Regions from separate parts of the Homo sapiens genome. Here region 1 is linked to region 2. Evidence: chromatin contacts called from ENCODE Hi-C or POLR2A ChIA-PET data. All regions are on one chromosome and are shown on one strand. The core of a region is the stretch at or near the end of the contact, and the rest is flanking DNA. Distances in the headings are between cores, read along the strand shown.

Region 1 (6,676 bases), core at 3,813-6,312, 54 kb after region 2:
TTCCCCTCTATGTGTCCATGTGTTCTCATCATTTAGCTCCCACTTATAAGTGAGAACATGCAGTATTTGGTTTTCTGTTCCTGCGTTAGTTTGCTAAGGATAATGGCCTCCAGCTCCATCCATGTCCCAGCAAAGGACATGATCTCATTCTTTTTGTTGGTTACACAGTATTCCATGGTGTATATGTACTACATTTTCTTTACCCAGTCTATCATTGATGGGCATCTAGTTGATTCCAGGTGTTTGCTATTGTGAACAGTGCTCCAATGAACATACATGTGCATATGCTTTTATAATACAACAATTTGTTAATATATTCCTTTGGGTATATACCCAGGAATGAAATTGTTGGGCTGAATGTTATTTCTGTCTCTAAGTCTTTGAGGAATCACCACACTGTCTTCCACAATGGTTGAACTCATTTATACTCCCACCAACAGTGTAAAAGTGTTCTTTTTTCTCCACAACCTCACCAGCATCTGTTATTTTTTGACATTTTAATAACAACTGTTCTGACTAGTGTGAGATGGTATCTCATTGTGGTTTTGATTTGCATCTCTTATGATCAGTGATGTTGAGCTTTTTTTATATGTTTGTTGGCTGCATGTATGTCTTCTTTTGAGAAGTGTCTGTTTGTTTATGTCCTTTGCCCACTTTTTAATCGGGTTGTTTTTTCTTGTAAGTTTGTTTAAGTTCCTTGTAGATGTTGGATATTAGATCTTTGTTAGATGCATAGAATGCAAAATTTTCTCCCATTCTGCCGGTTTTCTGTTTACTCTGTCGATAGTTTCTTTTGCTGTGCAGAGGCTCTTTAGTTTAATTAGATCCCATTTGTCAATTTTTGCTTTTGTTGCAATTGCTTTTGGCATCTTGATCATGAAATCTTTGCCTATGCCTATGTCCTGATTGGTATTGCCTAGGTTTTCTTCTAGGGTTTTTATAGTTTTAGGTTTTACATTGAAGTCTTTAATCCATCTTGAGTTGATTTTTGTATATGGTATAAGGAAGTGTCCACTTTCAGTTTTCTTCATATGGCTAGCCTGTTCTCCCAGCACCACATATTAAATAGGGAATGCTTTCCCCATTGCTTGTTTTTGTCAGGTTTGTCAAAGATCAGATGGTTGTAAGTGTGTGATCTTATTTCTGGGTGTTCTACTCTGTTCCACTGGTCTATGTGTCTGTTCTTGTACTGGTACCATGCTGTTTTAGTTACTGTAGCCCTGTAGTATAGTTTGAAGTTGGGTAGCATGATGCCCCTAGCTTTGTTCTTTTTGCCTAGTATTGCCTTAGCTCTTCAGGCTCTATTTTGGTTCCATATGAATTTTAAAATTGTGTTTTCTAGTTCTGTGAAGAAGTCGATGGTAGTTTAATGGGAGTAGCGTAGAATCTATAAATTGCTTTGGTCAGTATGGCCATTTTCACAATATTGATTCTTCCAATCCATGAGCATGGAATGTTTTTCCATTTGTTTGTGTCATCTCTGATTTCTTTGAGCAGTGATTTGTAGTTATCCTGAAGAGGTCCTTCACTTTCCTTGTTAGCTGTATTCCTAGGTTTTTTATTCTTTTGTAGCAATTGTGAATGGAAGTTCACTCATGATTTGGCTCTTGGCTTGCCTGTTTTTGGTGTTTAGGAATGCTAGCGATTTTTGCACATTGATTTTTGTGTCACTCTTTTTCCTTTCCTCCATTTTGTTGGGGATGTACTAATATCTGAGTATGGTTTATTCTTATTTAGATTTCTCTGATTACTAATTATATGGAACATCTTTTCATGTGCTTATATTCATATTGATAGTCTCTTTTGTAAAATGCTTGCTCAAGTTTTTGCTCATTTTGTTTATTGATTTGCCTTTTTCTTATTGATTTGTAGACATTCTTTAGATATTGTAGATATGTTATTTGTTGGATATATATGAATATATATGTGTATATATATACATATATAAACACCTATATGTATATATAAAACATATATAATACATATATATATGCATATATAGCAAATATCTTCTACTAAACTATGTCTTGCTGTTTCATCCTCTTAATGATGCCTTTCAATAAACATAACCTCAGAACTTGAATTAATCCATCTTTTATGTTTTATGTTTTTGGGGAATCTTATTTAAGAAATCACTGCCTACCCAATGTCATGAAATATTCCGTTATCTTCTAGAGCAGGGGTCAGAAATTTATGGCCCATGTGACCTGCCATTTGTTTTTGTAAATAAATTTTTGTTGGAAGACAGCCATTCTCATTCATTCATTTATGTATTGTCTATGGCTGCCTTTGGACTACAACAGCAGAGTTAAGTAGTTGCAACAAAGACTGTATGACCTACAAAGCTGAAAATATTTACTATCTGTCCCTTTACAGAAAAAATTTATTGATTTCTCTTCTTGGATATTACTGTTTTTCTTTCACATGAAGGTTTATAATTTAATCAGCATTAATTTTTGTAGATAGTGTAAATTAAGGTTAAAGTCTGTTTCATGTGAATTATTTAATTGCTCCAGCATCATTTATTGAAAAAAAATCTTATTATTACAAAATTGCAGTGGCATCATTGTTGTACATCAAGTATATATATGAGCCTATTTCTAGATGCTCCCTTTTGGTATACGTATCTATTATTATACTAATACCACACTGCATTAAATATTGTAGCTTTATGGTAAGTTATGCTATCTGATATGGTAAATCTTCCAACAATTTATTCTTCTTCATTTCTTGGCTGCTATAGGTCATTTGCATTTCCATATAACTTTTTGAAATCTCTAATACATTTCCACAAAAATTCTGTTAGGATCTTGACTGGGATTGCATTGAATCAATAAAATAACTTTTGAAGAATAGCTTTTAAATTATAAAATTAATTTATGATATGAAGTCTCCAAATCCATGAACATGGTATATCTATTCATCTAGTTAGATCTTATGTAATTTTTCTTTGAAATGTTTTGCCGTTTTCACTTTAGTGATCTTACATGTCTTTTATAAAATTTATTCCCAGATATTTGAGGTTTTCCAATGATATTGTTAATAGTATTGTTTAAAATTTTTTATTTACCAATTGTTTTTGCAAACACATACAAATACAATAGATTTTTATGTATTGATTTTGTATTCAGTGACTTATCTAAATTCATTAATTCTAATTGTGTATATATTATTTTGGGTTTTTCTATATTTACAATCATGTCATCTGAAATGACACTTTTACTTCCTTCTTTCCAACCTCACAGCTCTTCTTTCATGCCTTGTGGCACTGACTAGGACCTGCAGTGCAATGATTAATGCAAGTAATGAAAATAAATATATTTGAGTGGTTTCTGAATTCAGGAAGAAAGCATTCCATATTTCACCACTAAATATGTTAGCAGCAGGCCTTTTGTACATAAACTTTATCATATTAAAAAGTTCGCTTATATTTCAAATTTGCTGAGAAGTTTTATTATGAACTAGTGGTTAATTGGAGGCCTTTTTGCATCTATTGAGGTGATCAGTGATTTTTACTTTCATTATTATTTTATTATTTACATAAAAAAAGCAAATATAATTTAGTGAAGTAAGTTATATTGATTAACTTTTTAAACCAATTTTTTATTCCTAGAATAAACCAAATTGGTTATGATATGTTATCCTTTTTACATATTCTTTGGATTTGATTATTTAATACTTTGTTCTAATTTTTGTCCCTATGTTCGTAAGAATTATTAGCTTGTAACTTTCTTGTATTATAATATCTTTGTCATATTTTTGTGTTAGGGTTGTTCTAGCCTCAAAAAAATGAATTAGGAGGAAGCGTTTTTTCTTTCTTTCCTGAAAGAGGTTATGTAGGATTGATATATTTTTCTTAAATGTTTTGGAGAATTCACCACTAAATATATCGAAGCTCAAATTTTCTTTGAGGGTAAGTTTTAAATTGTAGATAGAATATATTTAACAATGATTTTTATTTCTTTTAATTTTTCTTTTATCAGTTTAGATGACGTGATTTTATATAAATTATTCATTTTATATAGATTGTCAAATGTATTTATATAAAATTATTCAAAATATTTCTGATTTATCTTTTTAGTTTTGTAGGATCTGTAGGGATATTGCCCTTTGATTCTGATATTAGTAATTTATACTTTTGCTCTTGATTGGTCTTGCTAAGAGTTTATCAAATCTATTGATATTCTTTTTTTAAAAAAAGCTTTGGCTTTGTTGATTTTTCTCAATTTTATGTCAGCTATTTCATCAATTATTGTTTTCATTTTTATTAATTTCCCTCTATTTTCTGTTCTTTTTCTAACTTCTTGAGATGGTAACTTAGAAATTAATTTTTGATTTTTTTTCTTTTCTGATATAGGCATGTAAAGTCAACTTTCTTCTAATCATTGTGAATTAAAAAAATCCAATCAGAGAGAACCCACACAGTAATTTTAACCAAAAAATAATAATATAATAATTATTAGGCCAGGCGCAGTGGCTCATGCCTGTAATCCTAGCACTTTGAGAGGTCAAGGCAGGTGGATCACTTGAGGTCAGGAGTTCGAGACCAGCCTGACCAACATGGCGAAACCTCATCTCTACTAAAAATACAAAAATTAGCCAGGCGCAGTAGCATGTGCCTGTAGTCCCGCTATTCGGGAAGCTGAGGCATGGGAATCACTTGAACCTGGGAAGGGGAGGTTGCAGTGAGCTAAGCTAACGCCATTGCACTCCAGCCTGGGCAATAGAGCGAGAGACTGTCTCAAAAAAAAAAAATTATTAACTGTACCAGGTCATTGAAGTAATGAGAGACTGGCTAGCAAGAAGAGGATCCCAAAGGATATAGGAATAGTAGATGTAGGTTACAGCCTCTTCCCTTGGAGCTGAGATAGCCGACCCAAGGAATATGCCACCCAGGCCTAAGATCAACACCCTGTTGTAGAGGGCACTGCTGTGGCTCACTGGATGCCAGAGAAGTTGCCATGGTGCTGTACTGACGAAATGTACTGGAATTCCACCTTCTGGGGTGCCAGTGAAAGGCATTCATGGGGAGATGTCTCAGTGGAGTCATTCTGCTACACAACTGCCTGCTGGTTGCTGGGTGTGGCTGGCCACTGTGAACTACAGAAACTTGGTACTAGGGAAAACTATGCATCCTGGAGAAGCAAGCACACGAGAACCAGGAAGCAAAAAATGTTTTCCTCCTGCAGTATATTTCTAGTGCCCTGTAATGACAAAGTTCCAGCTGGCAAGAACAAATATTTAAAGGGCCAAAACGCATTTTCACACAACAGGCAAATGAGGAATTGGAGCAGAGAGGCAATAATTCAGTAACCAGCACACACTGCTTTAGCTACACCACATAAATTTTGATGAGTCGCATTTTCATTTTCATTATCTTGAGTACTGGTTTATTTAGAAAAGCTTTGTTTTATTTCCAGACATTTTCAGATCTTCTAGTCATGTTTCTATTAGTTGGTTTTCAGGCTAATTCCACCATGGTCTGAGAACATATCCTATGTGATTTCAATACTTTTGAAGCTTGTTCAGGCTTGTTTTATGCATAGCATATAGCCTATTTTGACAAACATTTTATATGTGCTTGAAAAGAACTGTATTTTACAGTGGTTAGGTGTAGTGTCATATCGATATATCAAGTAGGTCAAATTGGTTAATCATTTTGTTCAAATATTCTATATAATTTCTAATTTTCGTTATCTAATTATCCTCTTGCATCTAACACACCAGAGATAGGTATAACACTGATTAAGATTTTGTCTGTTTTTCCTTTACTTCTACTAATGTTTGCTTATATTACTTGATACTAGGTTACTATGGACATAAAAATTTAGGATTGTTGTGTTTTCCTGTTGAATTGATCCCTCGATCTTTATAAAATGCCATCCTTTATCTCTAGTACACTTCTGGCCTTAAAGTTTACTTTGTCTGATATTAATATAACCACAAACTTTCTTTAGGTTGCTGTTTGCATGATAATATCTTTACCATTCTTTTGCTTTCACTCAGTCTCTGTACTTACATTTAAAGAATAACAACACACGTGGCTGTTTTTTTTGTTTTTGTTTTTTGAGACGGAGTTTTGGTTTGTTGCCCAGGCTGGAGTGCAGTGGTACGATCATGGCTCACTGCAACCTCTGCCTCCCGAGTTCAAGCGATTCTCCTGCCTCAGCCTCCCGAGTAGCTGGGATTACAGTCATTTGCCACCATGCCCGGCTAATTTTGTATTTTTAGTAGAGACAGGGTTTCTCTATGTTGGTCAGGCTGGTCTCGAACTGCAGACCTTAGGTGATCCACCTGCCTTGGCCTCCCAAAGTTCTGGGATTACAGGCGTGAGCCACCGTGCCTGGCCACGGGTTGTTTTTTTAAAATACAGTCTGAAAATCTTTGCCTTTTCACTGGTGTGCTTAGTCCGTTCATACTTCATGTAATTACTTATGTAATTGACTTTACGTTTGCCATTTTGTTTCTGTTTTTAAATTATTTCTCTCATCTGTTCTTTTTCCTTTCCTAATTTTCTTGGGGTTAATTATATTTTTATTTGATGTTTCTTTCTTTATTCGTTGTTCTTTAATTCAGGTTTATTGAGGTACAACTTCCATACAGTAAAGTTCACCATTCTTACTAGATAGTTCTATGAGTTTTGAGAAATGCATAGTTATGTAACTACCACCGCAAT
Region 2 (6,448 bases), core at 1,812-4,311:
TCAAGTAATAATGGCAATGGAATATAGTATGAGTGTAATTAAAATCTTACCCCAAATAATCTTATTTTAGTCTTATGCTCTTAAGACCAAAAAAGGAACTTAATGAAATCAAATGCGAGTCAGGGTCATGCACCTTACTCTAAACCTGCTACAGTTCAAACTAGGCGTGCTCAATAATCTGTGAACCTCAAAGCACAAAGTTTAAAGAAGTAACTGACCAATGAGAATAAGTAGTATACACAGAAACATCTAAAACGATCATATTGTCTAGAACCAAAAGGCACCTGAATGCCTATAAAGGCATCTATTAAGACAATAAAGGCAAAAGAAGAGTATTTTCCCCTAAGAAAGAAGAGTTTTCTATGGCTTGTGGAGAGCATTTCAAAAATTTAAGACAAAGCACATACTCCAAAAAATATTGTCTAATTTCTCCAAATCCCTGGTCTGAATTAAATGCTCTTTCTACATCACCAAAGGAGAGAGAACATAAAATGAAGTTGTGAGTAACACTTTAGTTTTCAGAGCAGATAGCTGTAATTGCCAGTAGCAGGAAACTCAAGTTTTGCCAATTCCAGTGGGTAGGAAAAGGCTGTCTTAATTTGCCTTTCCCTGAGAACTAACAAGTCTGAACAAGTTTCTCTAGGTTTTTGAACACATTTCCTTTCCATGAAATGCCTGATTATGCTTTTTGCCCAAATTTTGTTTCTCTCTTAGAAATCTGTAAAATGTCTTTATCTCAAATACTAACCTTCTTTCAGTTATATTGCAACTATCTTCTCTCACTTCTCCTCCCAGAGTGATTTTACCCTTTCACTCTCATTATGTTGACACAAGTTTGACTAACAAAACTTTAAAATTGAATGTAAATGCCCAGATGTTTTCACTAGAGATTTCTACTAAACATTTAAGAACTAACACCAATTCTACACATTCCTTTACAGAAAACAGAAGATGAGAGAAAACTTCCCAATTCATTTTATGAAGCTAGTCACTACCCTGCTATTAGCAGAGGGACAGAAACATATATTAGTGAAGCATGACTAAGAACCTGGAAATAAACTCACTCAAATATGCTCAAGTGAGTTTTGACAGAAGTGAAAGTTATTAAATGGAGGAAAGACAGCTTTTCCAACAAATGGTGCTAAAGCAATCAGACACTCACAGGTTAAAAAAAGAGATACCACCCCACATCCATTAGGATAGCTACTATTAAAAATAAAAATTATATAAAAACCCAGAAAATTAACAAGTGTTAGTAAAGATGTGAAGAAAGTGGAATCCTTGTGTACTGCTGGTAGGGATGGAAAATGGTGTAGCTGTTATGGAAAACAGTATGGTGGTTCATCAAAATATTAAAATTACCATATGATCCAGCAGTTCCACTTCTGAGTATGTATCAAAAAGAATAAATGCACAGACTAGAACAGACCTTTGTACACTAATGTTGAGAGCAGCACTATTCACAATAACCAAAAAGTGGAAGCAATGCATGTGTCTATTGATGGATAAATGGACAAAAAAAAATGATACACATATACAATAGAATATTATTCATCAGACATAAAAAAGAAAAACATTGTGATGCATGCTACAATATAAATGAATCTTGAAGACATTATGCTAAGTAAAATAAGCCAGTCACAGAAAAACAATAACAAATGCTGGCAAGGATGGGGAGAAAAGAGAAACCACATACACTGTTAGGGGGACACAGTGGCTGGTGCACAATCATGATGGAGAATAGTTTGGAGGCTCCTCAAAAAACTAAAAATAGAGATTCCATATTATCCAGCAATCCCACTGCTAGCTATATAGCCCAAAGAAAGGAATCAGTATGTCAAAGAGATATCTGCACTCCCATGTTTACTGCAGCACTATTAACAATGGTCAAGATATGGAATCAACCTAAGTGTCCATCAACAGATGAATGGATAATGTGGTACATATACACAATGGAGTATTATTCAGCCATAAAAAAGAACAACATCCTGTCATTGCAGTAATATAGATGGAACTAGAGGTCATTATTTTAAGTGAAATAAGCCATGTACAGAAAAAAAAAACAGTACATGTTCTCACTTACTTGTGGAAGGTAAAAATTAAAACAACTGAATTCATGGGGAGAAAGTGAGAGAGAGAGAAGAAGGATGGCTACCAGAGGCTTGAAGGTTGGGGTTGGGGGTGGGGTGTGGGGAAGTGGGGATGGTTAATAGTTACAAAAAAAAAATAGAATAAGACCTAGCATTTGCTAGCACAACAGGGTGATTACAGTAAAAAATAACTGAACATTTAAAAATCACTAAAGTATGACTGGGCTGTATGTAACACAAAGGATAAATGCATGAGATGATGGATACCCCATTTACTCTGATGTGATTATTACACTTTGCATTCCTGTATCAAAATATCTCATGTTACCCATAAATACATACATGTACTATTAAAATAACTATGTCAAATTAAAAATTAAAAAAGACCCCAAACTAGACAAACACTGTAAGATTTCACTTTCATGAGGTACCTAGAGTAGTGAAATTCTGAGATAGAAAGTAGAACTGTGGGTATCAGAGACTAGAAGGAGGAGGAAATGGGGGGGTATTGTTTAATGGGTACAGAGTTTCAATTCTGCAAGATGAAAAGAGTTCTGTGGATGGCTAGTGTTGATGGCTACAATCAATGTGACTGTACTTAATGCTACTGAACTGTTCTCTTAAAAATGACTAAAGTGGTAAATTTTATCTTAGTTGCATTTTACTATAATTAAAACAAATTTTTAAAAAATTAACATCAAGCTAAGCCTCATACCTTACAGAAAAATTAACTCAAAATGGATCACAGACTTAAATGTAAAACATAGAAATACAAAACATTTGAGAAAAAAAGCAATAAACTCTTTCAGATCTAGGGCAAAGCAAAGTTCTTAGACTTGGCACCAAACATATTATCCATAGAAAGAAAAACTGATAAATTGGACTTGTGCTCTACAAAAGACTGTTAAGCAGATTAATTTTTTAAAAAGAGCTAGGACTTCTGGTTTCTGGTCCAGCATGTAAGAAGCTGTAAGTCAACACTAAGCCCTACAAGATAAAAAGCCGAAAAAAACTGAAAAATCAACAACTCTTCTTAGGATTTGTCAGAGTGGTAAGATCAGGGGTCAAATCACAAACCCCCCAAATGGGAAAGACCAATAGGAAAATGCAGAGAATTGTAGCTTGCTGGAGCAGAAACCCACAAGCCACAAACCTGCATGAGAATCTGTACCAAAGGAGGTAAACAAACTATAACTGATGAATTACAAGAGGCTCAGAATGAACAAGTCTGAGATAAACTCCAGGGAAATCCAGTAATCAAGCATCTCCACACTTTTACCTCCAAGAGCTTGACCAGGTTTTCCCAGTGAATATTTAAGAAAAACCTCCTCTGAATATTGGAGATAACTTTCATGCCTTAGACAAGGGAAGGAGAAAAGGAATCATTGTGAAATATGCCAAAGCATTCTGTTCCTAATAACGCTACCCTCAGGAGAAATTAAATCAACCAGAGCCTATCCTGCTGGAGCTTCATCAGAGCATAACTGACCTGGGCAAAAGGCAAAACCCAACTCCAGACCAGTCTAGCCATCCTGTTCCAAGTAAGGGGGCACTGGAGAGACTGAGAAGCACTTGTGAAGTTTACAGGGCAGAGGTACAGGCTTTCCAAAAGACTGAGACCTCAAGATAACATTATAGAATGCTCCCCCACATACCTTACTACCACATTACTAAAGGCCTATTTACAGCAGATCCTTTTATTCAGTAACTCGCACCTGGTTATTAAGAAAAAGTTATAAGGCAGTAAAAGGCAAAATCCAGTTTCAAGAGCACAGCAAACAGCAAAAACATAGTCCAATGTGGCAGGGATGTTGCAATTATCAGACCAGGAATTTAAAATGATTATGATTAAGATGCTAAGGGTTCTAATGGATAAAGTACACAGACTGCAAGAACAGATGGGCAATATAAATAAATAGAAATTATAAGAACTAAAAAGAAATGTCAAGAGATTAGAAACACTACCAGAAATGTTTGATGGACTTAATGGTAGGCTGGACACAGCTGAGGTTAGAATCTCAGCTTGAGGTTTAACTTGGTAGAAACCACCAAATTTGAAAAGCAAGGAGAAAAAAGACTGAAAAAACAAAAGAAAACAAAACCCAGAACAGAGTATCCAAGAACTGTGGGATAACTACAAAGGGTGTAACATATGTGTAATGGAAATTCCAGAAGGATAGGAAAAAGAGTAATACATGAAATTTCTGAAACAATAATGACAAAAGAATTTCCCCAAACTAATGTCAGACACCAAACCACAGATCTAGGAAGCTCAGAGAACGTCAACCAACATCAATGTCAAAAGCAAAACAAAACAAACAAAAAAACTATACTTAGGCATATAATTCTCAAAACTACAGAAAATCAAAGATAGAGAAAAAATCTTGAAAGAAGCTAGAGGAAAAACATACCATACCTATACAGGAGCCAAGATAAGAATTATATCTGATTCTCATAAACCATGCAAGAAGGAGAGTGGAGTGAAACACTCGAGAGTGTCAAGAGAAAAAAAAAAAACCCAACCTAGAATACTAACACCTGCAAAATGTTCTTTCAAAAGTGAAGAAGAAATATTTTCTCACAAAAACAAAAATCGAGGGAATTTGTTGCCAGTAGACTTGCCTTGCAAGAACTGTAAAAGGAATTCTTTAGAGAGAAGGAAAATAATAAAGGTCAAAATGCAAATCTGTGTAAATAAGGAAAAAGCATCAGAGAAGGAAAAAGTGCAGGTAAAATCAAGTTTTAAATGTTTCTTATTTTTAATTGATCCAACAGATAATTTGTTCAAAACAATCACAGGAACAATGTACTGAATTATGTATGCTCTTATACAGACACATATGCTTCTATATAAACAAAATTAATGACAGTAGTAATATAAGAAACCAGAGGCAGGAATTAGGATTATTTTGTTATTATAATGTATTCACAGTACCTGTGAAGCAGTATGACGTTAACTAAAAGTGGACCTGGATTAGTTGTAAATGTATACTGAAAACTCTAGGGCAAACACTAAAAAACGCAAAGAAAGAAATATAACTAGTATGCCAATAAAAGAGATAAAATAGAATCAAATAAAATGCTCAATCAAAACCACAAAAGGCAAAACAAAAAAGAGAGGAAGACAAAAATAAAAACAAAGAACAAGGACGATAAATAGAAAATAACAAATATGATAAATATTAATCCAACTATATAAATAATTACTTTGAATGTCAATGGTCTAAATGCACCAATTGAAAGACACCACTGTCAGAGTGGATCAAGAAATAAGACCCAATTATATGTCGTCTACAAAAGCCAACTTTATTAAATACAAGGATACATACAGATTAAAAGTATATGGATGGAAAAAGATATGTCATGCTAATACTAGTCAAAAGAAAGTAGGAGTTAACATATTAATTTCAGATAAGGCAGGCTTCAAAGCAAGGGGAGCATTACATAGTGATAAATAGGTGAATGCTTCAAGAAGACGTAACAATCCTAAATGTATATGAACCTAATAATATAACTTCAAAGTATGTAAGGCAAAAACAGAGAACTGCAAGGAGAAACAGAATAGACTATTACACTTGAAGAGTTCTGAAGAGTTCAATATCCCTCTATCTGAAATGAACAGGTCCAACTGGTATGAAATCAGGAAGGACAGAGTTGAACTCAACACCACCACCAATGGGATATAAAGGACTTTTATAGAGCACTTCATCCAAAAACAGCACATTCTTCTCAAGCTCACATGGAACATTCACCAAGACAGATCATATTCTGGGCATTAAAACACATCTTAACAAATTTTTTTAAAAATAGAAATTATAGAGTATCTCCCCTCAGACCACAGAGGAATTAAATCATAAACAAAGATTGCTGAAAAATTCCAAAATACGTGGAAATTAAACAATGCACTTCTAAATAACGCGTAAGTCAAAGAAGAAATTTTGAGAGAAATTGTAAAATACTTTAATTCAAATGAAAACGCAACATGTCAAAATTTGTGAGAAACAACAAAAGCAGTACTTAGAAAGAAATTTATAGCACTGAATACATATATTAGAAAAGAAGACCTAAAATCAATAACCTAAGCTTCCATCGTAGGAAACTAGGAAAAGAAGGCTTAAAAAAGAAAAAGATACACAGATTACTAATGCTGGAAATCAAAGACGGGACATCACTACAGATCCCCTGGCATTAAAAAGATAATAAAGGAATTACATGAACAATTCTATGCCAACAAATGTAATAACATACATTAAATGAACTAGTTCCTGGGTGACACAATCTGCAAAATCAGAAAAGAAATAGAAAATGTGAAAAGGGCTATAGCTGTTAAAGAAAATGAATCAATAATTAATAATCTT

The links. Hi-C counts contacts between places; a loop is a spot of excess contacts on that map. ChIA-PET counts read pairs that join two places held with the same protein, here RNA polymerase II (POLR2A). Pooled maps may share reads with other maps.
Region 1: a pooled map shows a loop between it and region 2 (2.3-fold over the local background). The contact joins two enhancer-like sites. A Hi-C loop is called at or near these places in 2 of 50 pooled maps. POLR2A ChIA-PET finds 5 or more read pairs at or near these places in 4 of 52 experiments (H1, OCI-LY7, Panc1 and 1 more).

Annotation. Positions count from the first base shown.
Region 1 is chr15:56,256,974-56,263,649 of GRCh38, forward strand. It overlaps a transcript of TEX9 not described here. Among named protein-coding and RNA genes, the nearest start is that of RFX7, 16 kb to the left of the region's middle. Within about 2 kb of position 5,063, at least 2 of the 41 ENCODE cell types and tissues checked have a DNase peak (open chromatin) inside an H3K27ac peak, as active enhancers do.
Region 2 is chr15:56,204,695-56,211,142 of GRCh38, forward strand. The region is part of intron 2 of RFX7 (regulatory factor X7); the gene reads right to left. Among named protein-coding and RNA genes, the nearest start is that of RFX7, 36 kb to the right of the region's middle. Within about 2 kb of position 3,062, at least 3 of the 41 ENCODE cell types and tissues checked have a DNase peak (open chromatin) inside an H3K27ac peak, as active enhancers do.